Regions from separate parts of the Homo sapiens genome. Here region 2 is linked to region 1. A link is a loop called in an ENCODE intact Hi-C map of the cell type or tissue named here. Cell type or tissue: OCI-LY7. All regions are shown on one strand. Links, peaks and the distances in the headings refer to the core of each region. The heading gives the core; the rest is flanking DNA. Region 1 overlaps MAGI2 (membrane associated guanylate kinase, WW and PDZ domain containing 2). Region 2 overlaps MAGI2 (membrane associated guanylate kinase, WW and PDZ domain containing 2).

Region 1 (7,419 bases), core at 1,359-6,358:
AAATAACAAACCTCAAATAGGGCAATGGTTACCTTGGAAAGGGCTGTAAAGGAGTGCAAGTTGGGGGAGAGGTGCTAGCCAAGGGGGATTCAACTAATATGAGCAATGTTCCAATCATTAAGTTGGATGTTAGTATACAAGTATTTGTTGTTCTTTCAACCTTTTAAATGTAGAAAATATAACATTAAAACTAAAAGAAACAGGAGAGAAAAATAGTCTATCTGAATCAGACACTTCTCTGGGACACTGAGATGAATGGAATCAATTAAAAACGATTCCCAAAGCATCCCCAGCTGCCACAGTCTGAAGAGGAATTATAATAACAGTGAGGGAATGTCCACTCCAATTCAGTTCTGAGCCGTGGACCCACGTTCCAGCCACCACATCAGTACCCTCTCTGATAGACATTATGGAAAAGTGAAGTTCCATCTGACCAATCACATAGGTTGTGACATTTTCTAGAGGCAGACCTAACCTGGATCCCTGAAAATGTCTGCTTGGCCTCTCTGTCAATTTGGGAAGAGGGACTGTTAATTAAGACAATGCTGTTAATTGTTTTATTCATTTTATGTTATACACCTACAAAAGACCAGAAAAGTTGTCAACTCTAAAAGTTCAACTCTGTTTTTCATTTTTAACGTTTGCAAGCTTGCTGGGCAAGGATGTCTCAGAATGAAATCCCTAGCCATTTGTACCTCCCATTCCAGAATTATTCTGATAAACTGATGTCTGTTGAGTTGCTTATTTCAAGATCTGTGAAAACATGTCTCTTCATCCCTAATATACTCCTCAGCATAGTCAGGCACAATCTCAATTTGCAAGCTCAATTTTCAAGTATTATGGTTTGTGAAGATAAAAATACCAATCCATGATAAAATAGTTCTCCAAAAATAAAATTGTTATTCATACATAATTGAAATTTTTAAAAAAACATTTATCTCAAACAGCCATGATTTTCTGCATTTTAAGCAGGAAAAAATATTTCTCTGAATATATTTTATAATGGATAATTTGCATTCAGAGCATTTCTAATCATAAAGTTAGCCTCTAACCAGTAGACCTCTGAAAATCTGTGATAGTTCACTGGGGAGAAAGGACAAGTGCCTTTATTGAAACTGATCCACAGAAATATTAGTTTATCTAAGATCAGAGGATGAACTGTGGCAACTTTCTGTTTGAAACCAAGGGACCCAAATCTCCTCCATCCTATTTTAACAACAATCATATTAATAATAGTCCACATTTATTGAGCACTGTGTGTCATACACTATGCCAAGTACTTTTCCTACATTATGTCATTTCATTCTCACAACTTTACAAATGAGGAACTGTGGCTCAAAGCAGGGAACTTGGTCAATATCATGTATCTGTTAAATAGTAGAGCCAAGGTGTCAACCCAGCTCCCTAATCCCAAAACCTGCACCCTTGACCTTTGCTCGCATATACATGGAAGCTTTGTAATTACCTGCTATAGATGGAAAAAAATAAATGGGCAAATATTTTTCTGTTCCATAAAAAAGAAAAAAGGCAATTGACTTATTCAACTTATACAAAAAAAAATATGCTAGGGCTTTGTTTTTCGTCTAAAACTCATGACCACTACTTCTCAATAGTTCGAAAATTATATTAACTGAATTACACTGAAGATGGAATATAAGATGAAAAAGAAGCATAGAGAATGTGCTTCTTCAAGGTACACATTCCTCTAACCTTTTCTTTCAGAGCCTTTGTTTCTGAATATGAAGTTGTTTCTGAACTTCAAGAATAACCAAATAGCTTTTTTTCAGCACTTCATCATTGTATTTGCTGGCAGTCCTGTTGTAACCTTGAGTCACCCACAGTGATTTTAAGTATTATTCTAATTGATTTCTCACTGCTTACTAAGAAACAACACCTCTCACTAGTCTCGTAAATAATTCCATTTCTCTATGTCAATGTTAATTGAACTTACCTCATGTTGTCAATCTCTTTTTTTCTTACAGGTGATGTCATTGTCTATATTAATGAAGTTTGTGTCCTTGGACACACTCATGCAGATGTTGTCAAACTTTTCCAGTCTGTTCCTATTGGTCAGAGTGTCAACCTGGTGTTGTGTCGTGGCTACCCTTTGCCCTTTGATCCTGAAGACCCTGCTAACAGCATGGTGCCACCCCTTGCAATAATGGAGAGGCCACCTCCAGTGATGGTCAATGGAAGACACAACTATGAAACATATTTGGAGTACATTTCTCGGACCTCACAGTCAGTTCCAGATATAACAGATCGGCCGCCTCATTCTCTGCACTCCATGCCAACTGATGGTCAGCTAGACGGCACGTATCCACCGCCCGTCCATGATGACAATGTGTCTATGGCTTCATCTGGGGCCACCCAAGCTGAACTTATGACCTTAACCATTGTGAAAGGTGCCCAGGGCTTCGGCTTCACTATTGCCGACAGTCCTACAGGACAGCGGGTGAAACAAATACTTGACATTCAGGGATGCCCTGGCCTGTGTGAAGGCGACCTCATTGTTGAGATCAACCAGCAGAATGTACAGAACCTGAGCCATACAGAAGTAGTGGATATACTTAAGGACTGTCCCATTGGAAGTGAAACTTCTTTGATTATCCATCGAGGAGGTAAGACAAACACTGGCTCAGCAATAAAATATGTGGGTAAAATAGTAGGATCATTTAATAATATTGTTAAAATGCAGATTTCCTTGGAGTTGAATGAAATTATACTTTAAAAAATAAAGCTTAAAGAGTGAGAGAGAAAAACATGAATTAAAGGAAACTTTGTTTTTGAATTCAGAATATGTCTTTTTCTATTTTGTATTAAACACAATAATAATAGTTCTTTCAGTCTTACAGACATATTGATAGAAAGTTGGAGGGTAAAGATTAAATCCCCAACTATGAATGTATTTTGTTTCAAAAATTCATTCATGTATCGGTCATGGAGAACTCAAACTGGTTTCCCATTGATTTAATTAAGAAACCTGCTTTTACGATGGAAGCAACGCTTTTAATCGTGCTTAGGTTTCCAGGCTAGCAGGTGGAAGCCAGTTCAACCCCTACTAAGCCCAAGCACAGTCTTGACAATACTCAGAAGGACCATGAACTGTGAGAGCTGTGGGAGCTGTGCTGCTGTAGAAAAATCTTTTCACAGTTTGGAATGATGCTGTTCAGGACACTTCTGCTACTACAGGAACTGCACTAGCAACAATTACCCATAGTGCCTCCCATGATCTGGGAAGAAAGTTACAGAACAGGGTGAGGGCTGAAGTTCTGGCCTGAGTGTCCCGGGCAAAGTATGGAAATAGGAACAGTGCCAAGTGTGGTAGAAGCTCTGAGCCCTGAATGTTTCTTCCCCTCTACCTTTTCTGTGGGGAAGGGAATGGGGTAAAGCACAGGGCCCCTTCTCCACACCTCTGCTGCTTTGCTCTGGATGACCAGTGAACCTAGAGAGAGAAGGGAGGGAAGGGGCCATAGATAAAGAGGATACTATCTCGAAAAAAGAGTGTAAAGGAAAAGGATCAGGCTAAGCCCTGGTTTTCCCATTTGCCAATTTGTGGACTTAGGACACTGAAAGTCAATGAGCCTCAGCCATGTCATCTGTTACAATGGGATAATACTACTACCTAACCCAGTGGTAGTGTTGTAGCCCAACATCTGCTCACTAAATGTCTGGCGAGTGTAAACATCGAAGCTTCAGCATGGGTGGGTCAGAAGGAACAGGACAATGAGGAACTCATGCATGAAGGACACACGTGTGACAAACATGTGGTTGCCTATTCAAAGCACTCAAAACAGCCTGAAACTCTCAGTTTGAAATGCAAGTGAAGGCTGTCAAAGCTGAAAGAAAGAAGCACCTTTTATGATTTATTTGGCCCTGTCTGCAGGTGTTTTTCCTTCAAGGAAGTATCACATTGTTGATTCCTTGTTTGGAAACGGACAGCAAACACCAGGCATTTGTGAGCAGCACTCTACAAAGTCTTAGGTTCCCGGTACTAAAAGGGAAATTCATATGATAGCCAAACAATCTTAAATTTGACCTTCTCAAGGCATTGTTACAAAATAGCACTTGAATTCTCATAATTAAATGTTGGCAAGGTATTTTAATTTCTTGCATTGCTTAAGATTAAAATAAACATTGCTAATTAAATAGCCATATCTTCATAGTGTCCAAATGAAAATCAAATATTTGGACCAAGTTCTTGATATTAAATGGTATCACAAACTCACTGTGCAGTATCCACTGTATGATTCATAGAAACAAATTTGGATGCATTTTTTATATACAGCTTCTTCTAAAAGCATGACATAGCAGAAAAAAGGTACTTTGAAATCCCTAATTTACATTATGGTAATTTGTACTTTTCTGAAAATATTCGTTGTGTGCCTGCTATCAGCTTGGCTACCCCATTCTCACTTTTCCTTTGCCCCCCATTTACTCCACAAGTAATCAAAGTGGTCTTTGCATTTGGTTTGTGTTTGGGGATGAGGGAATTGGTTTTTGTTTTTTGCCTAGCATAGCAAAATGCAGAATGCTGTGATGCTTAAAGTACTTCTAGTCGAAAACCTCTTGAGTTTACCCTAATTCCCACAATTTATACTCATCTCTCTGAAATTAATAGGAACTAGCACCATGCTTATGTGGTGAAATTCACTTTATCTTATTATGGGCTACCAGAAGTGCCTATGACCTCTTTGAGATAAGCAGACTCAAGAGCTGAGTCGCAGGCCTGGGTCCTTATATCAGGACCATGGGTGGTCGGCTGTTTTTAATTATTTACTAGAGTTTTTAATTTATAAAGTAATAATGTACATGGTTTAACTTTTTTAAAGCAAATAATGTCAACAAGTATAAAATGAAAGTAATTGTCTGTCCTATCCCAGACTTTCAGTCCTTTCTCCCAGAAGCAAATATATTGTTTGTATGTATAGTCACAGAAAGTTTATGGTCTACTAGCACGTGTATGAATATATATAGTATGTTTAATATAGATGGGATAAGTGTGTGCTACTTTAAAATACCTAGGTTATTTGGTGTTTTACATACACCATGTGATATAATTTACATACCACAACACTCACCAATGTAAGTGTATGCTCAGTAAGTTGCTAAAATGATATAGTTGTGCAACAATCATCATAATCCTTAGAACATCCATCATCCCGAATTCTCCCAAACCCCAGGTAACCACTAATATGCTTTCTGAATCGTTTTGTCTTTCTATAATTTTTTCATAAATGGAATCATACAGTATATAATATTTTACTTAGCTTAATGCTGGTGAGAGTTACCTATGTCGGTGAGGTTTAAGTGTTTGTTTCTTTTATGGCTGCATAGTATTCCATTGTACAGATACACTCCATTTTCCTGTCCATTCATTAGTGTATGGACATTTGAGTTGTTTTCAGTTTTTGACATTTATGAATCATGTTGTTATGAACATTTGGATACACATGTTTGTGTTGCTTATGTTTTCATTTTTCTTGGGTAGATACCTAGGAGTAGTATTGCTCAGCTGTAAGAAGAATATATATTTAAATTGTTAAGAAGTAGAATGTTTTCTAAAATGGCTGTTGTACAAGGTTTCCAATAGCTGCCCATTGTTTTTTTTTTTTTTTTTTTGGAGACAGAGTCTCACTCTGTTGCCCAGGCTGGAGTGCAGTGGCACGATCTTGGCTCACTGCAACCTCCACCTCCTGGGTTCAAGCAATTCTCCTGCCTCAGCCTCCTGAGTAGCTGGGATTACAGGCACGTGCCACCACATCTGGCTAATTTTTTATATTTTTGGTAGAGACAGGGTTTCACTGTGTTAGCCAGGATGGTCTCAGTATCCTGACCTCGTGATCCACCCACCTCAGCCTCCCGAAGTGCTGGGATTACGGGCGTGAGCCACCGTGCCTGGCCCAAGTTTTTTTTTTTCTTATATGGATCATTCTTTTGGTGTTATATCTAAGAAATCTTTGCCTGACCTGAGATTTCTTGTGTTTTCTTCTAAAAATTGTATACCTTTAGCTCTTTTATTTAGGTCTGTAAACATGTCAAGATAATTTTTGTGTATACTGTGAATTAAGGGCCTAACTTCATTTTTTTTTTTTTTGCTTATGTACATCCAATCATTCTAGCACCATTTGTTGAAAAAGCTAATTTTTTATTGAATTCCCTTGACACTTTTGTCAAAAATGAATTAGCATAAATGTGGAGGTTTATTTCTAGATGCCCTATTCTGTTCCATTGATCTGTTTGTCTATTCTTGTGCTACTACCACACCCTCTAGGTTACTTTAGCTTTCTATTAAGTCTTGAAACCAGAGAGTGTTAGTCCTCCAACTTTTTCTGCTTTTTCAAAATAATGTGGCTATTCTAGGTCCTTTGCATTTCCATAGACATTCTAGGATTGCATTGTTCCTTTTTTTTTTTTTTTTTTTAATAGACAGGGTCTCACTCTGTTGCATAAGCTACAGTACAGTGGTGCAATCATAGCTCACTGCAGCCTCAAACTCCTGGGCTCAAGTGATCCTTCACCTCAGCTTCTCCAGTAGGTAGGACTACAGGCACATGCCACTGTACCTGGCTTTTTAAATTTTCTTTTAGTGATGAAGCCTCACTGTGTTTCCCAGGGGTGTCTAGAGCTCCTGGGCTCACGCAATCCTCCTGCCTCTACCCGCCAAAGTTGGGATTACAGGAATGAGTCACTGTGCCTGGCCTAGGATTGCCTTTTTAATTATTTTGTTACATAAAAGGCCTGCTGAGATTTGGGTGTTTCATTGCATCTATAGAGCTATTTGTGGAAAATTGCCAACATTGAACCTTTTAATTCATAAAGATAGTATATCTCTTCACTTATTTGGATCTTTAATTTCTCTCAGAAACAGTTTGTAGTTTTCAATGTACAGATCTTGTACTTTTGTTCAATTTATTTCTAGCTATTTTATTCTTGTTGATGTTATTGTCAATGGAATTGTTTTATGTCTTTTCAGGTTGTTTATTGCTAATATATAGAAATGCATTTGTTTTTCATTTTTTATTTCGTACACTGCAATTTTATTAAACTGACTCTTTAAGTCTGGAGGCTTTTTGTAGACTCCATAATATATTCTATGTAGTTATTATACCATCTGGTAATAAAGACAGTTTTACTTCTTCCTTTCCAATTTGTATGCCTTTGACTTCTTTTCCTTGCCTTATTACACTAGCTTGAACTTCCCAGAATAATATTGAGTGCAAGAGAGGTGAGCAGACATCCCTACCTTGTTACCAGTTTTAGAAACTGTTAGTCTTGCATCATTACATCTGATTTTAGGACAGGATTTTTATATGCCCTTTATCAGGTTGAGAAAGTTGTCTTCTATTCTTGGTTTGCTGGAAATTTAAATAATCAATAGGTCTTGGTTTTTATCAAATGTTTTTGCTGCAGCTATTG
Region 2 (7,419 bases), core at 1,688-6,687, 51 kb before region 1:
AAAGAATATTAATGTCAACCTAATCTATAGAAGAAAGGTCTGAGCCTCACAGAGGTTAAGCAGCTTATCAGAGATCATGCAGCCAGGAAGCCGGAAAGCCAGAACTTGACCTCAGGCTCTTAATTCCAGGTTCTATGCTTTTTCCATTGTGCTATTGAAAGACCTCAATAATTATTTTTTAAAATCTATTTTTTTTTATTTTAGTTTCAGGGGATACACATATAGGTTTGTTACATTGGTATATTGTGTGACACTGACGTTTGGGGTATATGATTCCTTCACCCAAGTAGTGAGCATAGTACCCACTATGCTAGTTTTCAGTCCTTTCCCTCCAGTAGTCCCCAGTATCTATTGTTCCCCTCTTTGCGTCCATGTATACCCAATGCTTAGCTGCCACTTATAAGTGAGAACATACGGTATTTGATTTTCTATTCCTGCCTTAGTTCACTTAGGATAATGCCCTCTAGCTACATCTATGTTGCTGCAAAGGAAATTACGTAATTCTTTTTTATGGCTGCATAGTATTCCATGGTGTATATGTATCATATTTTCTTTATCCAAACCACTGTTGATGGGCATCTAGGTTGATTCCTTGTCTTCGCTATTGTGAATAGTGCCACAGTGAACATACAAATGCATGTGTCTTTTTGGTAGAGCGATTTATTTTCCTTTGGGCATATACCCAGTAATGGGATTGCGGGGTCAAATAGTAGCTCTGTTTTAAGTTATTTGAGACATCTCCAAAATGCCTTCCATGGTAGCTGAACTGATTTACATTCCCACCAACAGTGTGTAAGTATTCCCTTTTCTCCACAGCCTCACCAGCATCTGTTATTTTTTTCCTTTTTAATAATAGTCATTCTGATTAGTGTGAGATGATATCTCATTGTGATTTTGAATAATCATTTTAAACAACTTACTACATTTGAAAAATTGTATAGTAATACGTTACACGTAGTGTACTGTTAATGAATTTTGAGTGAATGAGTGAATTACCAGATAAACTATGTATTATGTCTATCTGATAATTCTAAGCCCCATAGTATAAGTATACTAAAATAACAGCACATAATATGATGAAAACCTGAAGCAGTTTCCTAAGTGACTGATGCCTAACTCAGCTGAATATTGACTTACAAAGGGACTTCAAGTATAGACCTAAGGAGGTTGCTACCTACCTGTCTCTGAGATTCTCGTGGACTTCAGTGTGAATATAGTAATGGAACACCTGAAAAGGAAGGGAGTAATACAGAAGAAAAATGGTAGGCAAAGAAAATGGGGTGTAGAGAAGCAGACTACTGTGCCTCCATCCCTTTCCAGAAAAAAAAAGAAAAAAAAAAAGATGGGTCGGACCTCACCCTGGCCTAGATGCCTTCTCCTTAAAGATTATATGTATTCTCTTGCTCTAAGCCCCTACTAAATAAGAAGCCTTTTAATTTGTTCTTCCAAACACTTCAGTATGCAGAAATAGAACAGAAAAGGGGATACCCCACTCCGAATGACTAAGCTGACAGTCTTGTTGTACATTGGTCTCTCTTCCTAGTGTCTGAGTATCACTGAGTCTGACCATTTCAAGGTGGCCTCAGAGTGTCCAGACAGGCTGAGAACCACCTACCTAAATCACAGAGACTCAACCCAGATGCTGTCTTCTCAAAGAAGTTTTAGCAGCAACAAGGAAGCTCTCCTATATCACATCCCCCATTAGAATGGCACTGGCACTGAATAACATTGACAGTGAATTTCACCATCAACAGGGTAGGGGAAAATGCTGAGTATTAGAAATTCATTGCCCATTATTTAAAGTGAGCTTGGTTCTCTTTGATTCAGCAAATTGATTCCCAATGACCTAACTGGAATTTAAGTCTTTAATTCTCTTATCCAATGCCTCTCAAAATCTGACCCCATTTGAATTGTCCCTTATTATTTCACCTAGCTGCCTCTAGCACCTTGCTTGGGCAGGTAGGTGAAATAATGAGGGCCCCTCTTTTCAAAGACTCCTCTCATCTTTGCTCATTCTAGTCATTCCTGAAACGATTTTTTAGAAGTTTTTATTCTGGAAAATTTTAATCATATATAGAAGTAGAGAAAATAGTACAATTAATTCCCACATACTCAGCACTTAGGTTATCAACTCTTAGCCAGTCTGGAAAGGCATTTTCTCCTCCTCTATGCTTAGATTCATTAAGGTCTACCTCAAATCCTATGTCTGAAATGAAATTTCTCTCTAATTATTGCTGCCTAAACTTGCTCTGTTACCTTCCTGACCTCATCTGGGGCAATATTACTGCTTCATGTTTTGTTATCTGGTAATGTTCTTTCTGTTACAACACTGTAGTATAAGCTCTCTAGGTACACAGGGAAGCTGCATGCATATTTCATATGTAAAACCACATCTAATATAATATGAGTTTCACAATAGGCAATCTATATAATTAAGCCTTATAAGCCACACTATCACTACCTGGCAAAGACATAGTATCCAGAGAACAGTAAAAATATTTGTACTTTTGTACCACAAAGTATCTGCACCTATTTAAATTCATTAGCCAAAAGGTCAGTAACAAGTTTTTAATTGTTCTAATAATTAACTGCATAATTAACAACTTGTATAGCAGTAATAGGAGTGAAAATATGTAAAATACTTTTACAAGGGTAAATAAAATTACCTTTTGTATTACAAAAGTTGTCCTTTGGGCATGAAGTCGTCTAAAATTATAGAACTGACAAAGACGAATTTATGACATGTATGTGTCAATGCTCTCTTCTTTTCTTTAGTATGGGATTAATATTCCGATAGTTCAACTTACGTTGACTAATGATTACAGAAATTATGAAAATGAAACAAAATTTAATTTTCCAGGGTATATTTTGTGCTCTGGAAATAATGGCAATGATGGTTTAACATGTTTAAACCTGAATTGGACATATGCGTCTCTCTGTTCACTTGACTATTTTAAATAGGATTTAAAACTCTTTGATCAAAGTATTCAGAAATTTCTCATTTGTAAGTTACTTGCACTAGCTTTTAATCTGCTGACATTGCATAAACATTATTCTTAAAACCATACCAATGACTTTCAGGACTCAGATGTTAATTAATTCAGGATAGAAATGGCCATTGAGAACATGTGAAATGTGTCAAATGATAGCCCACTCCACTTTCCCAGAACTTCCAACATTTAGAGCATCATTTACTATTTCAGCAAAAGAAGAATACAGTCATTTGGTGCTGAAATTAGTGCATAAAACCATAATTTTATGTCCTGGGGGATCTTCTGCATCATAGCATTTTACTAATAAGCTTCATTAATATCTGGCAGCTTGTCTTTTATTTAAATGACTTGATGACAGTTTCAAAGGCAAGAACACTCTAGATAGCACTTTATTTTATGCACATAGTTGGAATGTGGACAACAAACCAGTGTCAACTAGTGAAGTGATAGCCAAGTTAAAATGGATTTAAATTGAATGAATGAACAATAACTTATCGAAGTGCTGTTATTTTAGATGCCACCCTCTAGGAAAAGTACATCATATAACCCATTTTATACCATCTGACATGCTTTGCTTGAGTTCATCACTCACATAACTGATGACTAGAGGGAGACAAGGGGTTGGATGAGAAAATAAAACAAAATCCAACTTAGATTAGCTCGTCCTTAAAAAGACCTGCCAATTAGCCTTTCAATTAACTAAGAAGAAGCCTTTCAAGTCTTTGATAACAATGAAGTGAAACTACATTAGCACATCCACTTCAGCTCAGTTCAACAAACACAGGTGGTCTTCTCTTTGTTACCACAACAACGACTTGCAATGGGTATTTTCATATTTTCTGATTCAATTTGTCCAAAATGTGAATTTTTTCCTTCCTAATTTGAACAAATGTGAGTTCTCTGAAAGGCCAAGTTATTTAAGGTGAAGGGTGTTCAGCAAAAATTATGCCACATTATTTGTTACCAGCAAGTATTTTTTCCTCCTTGATATGACATTTATTTATAAATGACTAGAAATGTATTGTGGATTTAAAACAATGTTTTAAACTAAAGCTCATAATTGTCTTAGTTTTGAAAAGACTATATTACCAATCAGGTATGCTTAAAGATAGAGAAAAATCCATGGCTGAATTGGAAAGAAAAGGAACAGGCTCTTTCATGTATACAGTTCCTTGGAGAATGCAAAGGGAGTTGCCCTTCTAGAGGATTCCTGAGTCCCCCTTGCATAGGAGGTTGGAGCTCATGGTTACACTGCTAGTTGGATAAGGGGTTTCAAATTCTGAGATGGTGACCAACTTCTAAGGATCTTGAGTTACTTTGCATATTACCATAGAACACAGTAGCAATCTGTATTGAGTATGGTAAATCTTAAAGCAACTCATTGCCTTAAACAGATAGTCATTTATTTCATTATTTACTGAGCACCTGGCACATATGATTAGGCACCAGGCTACACTGGCACTCTACCCTGAGGAGGCAAGTAGACACGCTCGCTGTCTCACGGAGCTTTTGGTTGAGCAGCAACGACAGTACAGAGTTATCTCCATACAAAGGGGGCACAAATGACATTTAGCTGAGAGCCAACCAAGCGAGGTTTCATTAAAGCAGTAGCATTGGAGTGTCCTGAAGGGTAGGCTTTTTGAAAGACAGAGCTGCATTCCAGATGGAGAAAATCAGACAAGAAAGGCAAAACACGTGGGGCATGTTAAGGGGTTCCGAATAGTGAAGTCTGTCTATAGTGCATGACAATTCATTGAGTCCCCACTAGAACAAGGCTCAGTTCTGAATTCTCAGGATAAAGTTGTTCTTGTTTTCAAAAGAAATAAAAAAGACACTGCCCTTATGCAGCCAACATTCTGGTGTAAAGATGTCAGCAATAAAAACCAAATCAATCTATAATATAATGGCAGGTGGTAGAAGTGCTACTCCATTCCACACACACTGGTCTCCTGACTGCTCTTGGAACCATCAAACATGACCTTGCCACAGGCCTTTGCACTTGTTCCCTCCACCTGAGATACTTTTTGAGATATTCACGAGGCTCACTTTCCTCACTCTTTAAGATCTCTGTTCAAATAGCCTCCTATCAGGGAAGCTTTCATTATTAAAGTAGCAACCACTACTCTTCCCCCAATACGTCTTATCCCCCTTCCTGGCTTTGATTTTTCACCACAGGAGCTACTATCATCTGGCATGCTATTTAATTTGTTTGCTTATTGTTTCTTTCTCAAGTGGAAAGTAAGCACCATGAAACAAAGGGATGTTTGCCTATTTTGTTTACTGCTATATTCTCAGCATCAGGACAGTACCTAGAACATTCAAGAAATATTGGTGCTATGAAGAAATAAGATAAAAATGAAAGTAGGGTTAAGGTGATTAAGCAAATCATGTGTTGCTCTTTTCCAGGGAGACTGGGAAAGGTCTTTCTAAACAGGTAACATCTGAATAAAAACCTAAGTAAAAGGAAAGAGCAAGCCACACAACTATCAGAGGAAAGAGCTTTCCAGGCAGAGAGAACAGGAGAGGAAAAGGTAGGAGCATCCTTGGCTGGAGTGGCAAGAGCTAAGGAGAGTGATAGGAGATTATGTCAGAAAGATAGCATGAGCCCTGTTAAGGATGTGGACTTTATTCTGAGTGAGCTGGAAAGCTGTGGAGTTGTAGGATGCACTGCAGGAGAACAGAAACAGAAAGGAAGGCAATAGTCCAAGTACTTTAGATTGGTATGAGAGCAATGAAAGTGTAAGAGTCAGGATAGTTTTTGAAGGTAAAATTGACAATATTTGCTAATGGAATAGATGGATGTGCTAAGAAGGAGATTTCAGGGAGGAAAGTAAGAATTTAAGGCAGAACAACTGTATAATGACATTGCCATCAACTGAATTGGGAAAGACTATGAAAGGAATAGCTTGGTGGGGAGTGGGGGAGTAGGAATTAAGAGTTTTGGAGATGATAAAATTTTAAATGCCTATTCAATATCTAAGTGAAGATAGTGAGTAGGCAGCGAGATTTTTAGTCTGAATTGTGAGAGAAAGGTCAAAGCTAGAAATATAAGTCTGGAACTCATCAGTGTATAGATGGTATTTAAAACCATGGGAGTAGATGAGATCACCAAGGGAATTAGTGTTAATTAGAATAAACCCCTAACATTTGCATAGTGCATTCCCATTTACCAAGCACTTATATAGTGACTGGAAAATTGTGGGAGTGAAGATTGAAAATCTAAGTTGGGCTTGAAAAAGGAAAGTGAACGAAGACTAAAGGTAATAGGAGAGGATGCTGACTGCACAGTGCTTTACAAGTGATTAGATTTGGAGAAAAAGGTTGTTAAAGACAGTTCCAACGCTTTCATTTGGAACTATAAAAATGTGGGGTGGGAGGGAGCATGCAGAGAGATGATGATAACTATTATTTTGAGCATGGTAAGTTTCTGGTGCTTTAAAGATATCCAGATGATTCAGGAGGAGGAGGGAGCTTTTTTTTTTTTTTTTTTTTTTTTTGGAGACAGTTTTGCTCTTGTTGCCCAGGCTGGAATACAATGGCGCAATCTTGGCTCACTGCAACCTTCACCTCCCAGGTTCGAGAGATTCTCCTGTCTCAACTTCCTGAGTAGCTGGGATTACAGATGCCTGCCACCATGCCTGGCTGATTTACTGTATTTTTAGTAGAGACGGGGTTTCACCATGTTGGCCAGGCTGGTCTCGAACTCTTGACTTCAGATGATCCACCCACCTTGGCCTCCCAAAGTGCTGGGACTACAGGCATGAGCCACCGTGTCTGGCCGTGGGGAGCTCTTTAGCAAGGCCAAGCCCTATTCATTCTTCAAAACTCAGTTCAAATATCACTTCTGCCAATAAATCTTTCCCCTCCCTGCCTCCTGGTTTGAGTTAGGGTTGTTTCTATCTTGCCATAGCTTCCATCACATACTTAGGATTGCCTCTTTACCTGTTCATATCCCACTTGGTTCCTGAAGGAATAGATGGATGTGCTAAGAGGGAGATTTCAAAGAGGAAAGTAAGAATTTAAGGCAGAACAACTGTGTAATGACGTTGCCATCAGCTGAATTGGGGAAGACTATGAAAGGAATAGCTTGGTGGGGAATGGGGGAGTAGGAATTAAGAGTTTTAGAGATGATAAAATTTTAAATGCCTATTCGATATCACTGAGTTCCTTAAAGGGCCTTTTGCCTTTCATGTCTAGGGCCTCAGCACCAGGGGCAGTGCCTGAAATGTATTAGGCACTCAATAAATGGGAGTGGATGGATGGATGGCAGCCATAAGATCCCAGATGAAGCTGTTTATATTCGTTTGTAATAAAGTAAACCAGGTGGTTTGTGAAACACAGAAGCAGAATAGAGAAAGCAGAGAGTGAAATTAAAGGTCATATTTCAACTACAACTTGATCTCAGATGGGACCTGTTCTATATAAA

Evidence for each region. Hi-C counts contacts between places; a loop is a spot of excess contacts. Peaks named below come from ENCODE experiments on the same cell type or tissue, not always from the same donor. Only the 100,000 strongest peaks of a DNase experiment are listed, where the experiment ranks them.
Region 2: a loop joins it to region 1, with 4 times the contacts of the local background. A loop is called at or near these places in 2 of 110 quality-filtered maps.

Annotation. Positions count from the first base shown.
Region 1 is chr7:78,251,145-78,258,563 of GRCh38, reverse strand. MAGI2 (membrane associated guanylate kinase, WW and PDZ domain containing 2) reads left to right here. Exons shown (of 22, transcript NM_012301.4): 10 at 1,983-2,621. Among named protein-coding and RNA genes, the nearest start is that of DDX3ILA1, 260 kb to the right of the region's middle. In OCI-LY7, for the core only: no CTCF peak of the experiment used is centred there; a DNase peak (open chromatin) is centred at 3,753; H3K4me3 peaks cover 1,479 bases; H3K27ac peaks cover 2,878 bases.
Region 2 is chr7:78,302,450-78,309,868 of GRCh38, reverse strand. All of the region lies in intron 9 of MAGI2 (membrane associated guanylate kinase, WW and PDZ domain containing 2), which reads left to right. Among named protein-coding and RNA genes, the nearest start is that of DDX3ILA1, 320 kb to the right of the region's middle. In OCI-LY7, for the core only: no CTCF peak of the experiment used is centred there; a DNase peak (open chromatin) is centred at 3,718; H3K4me3 peaks cover 764 bases; H3K27ac peaks cover 719 bases.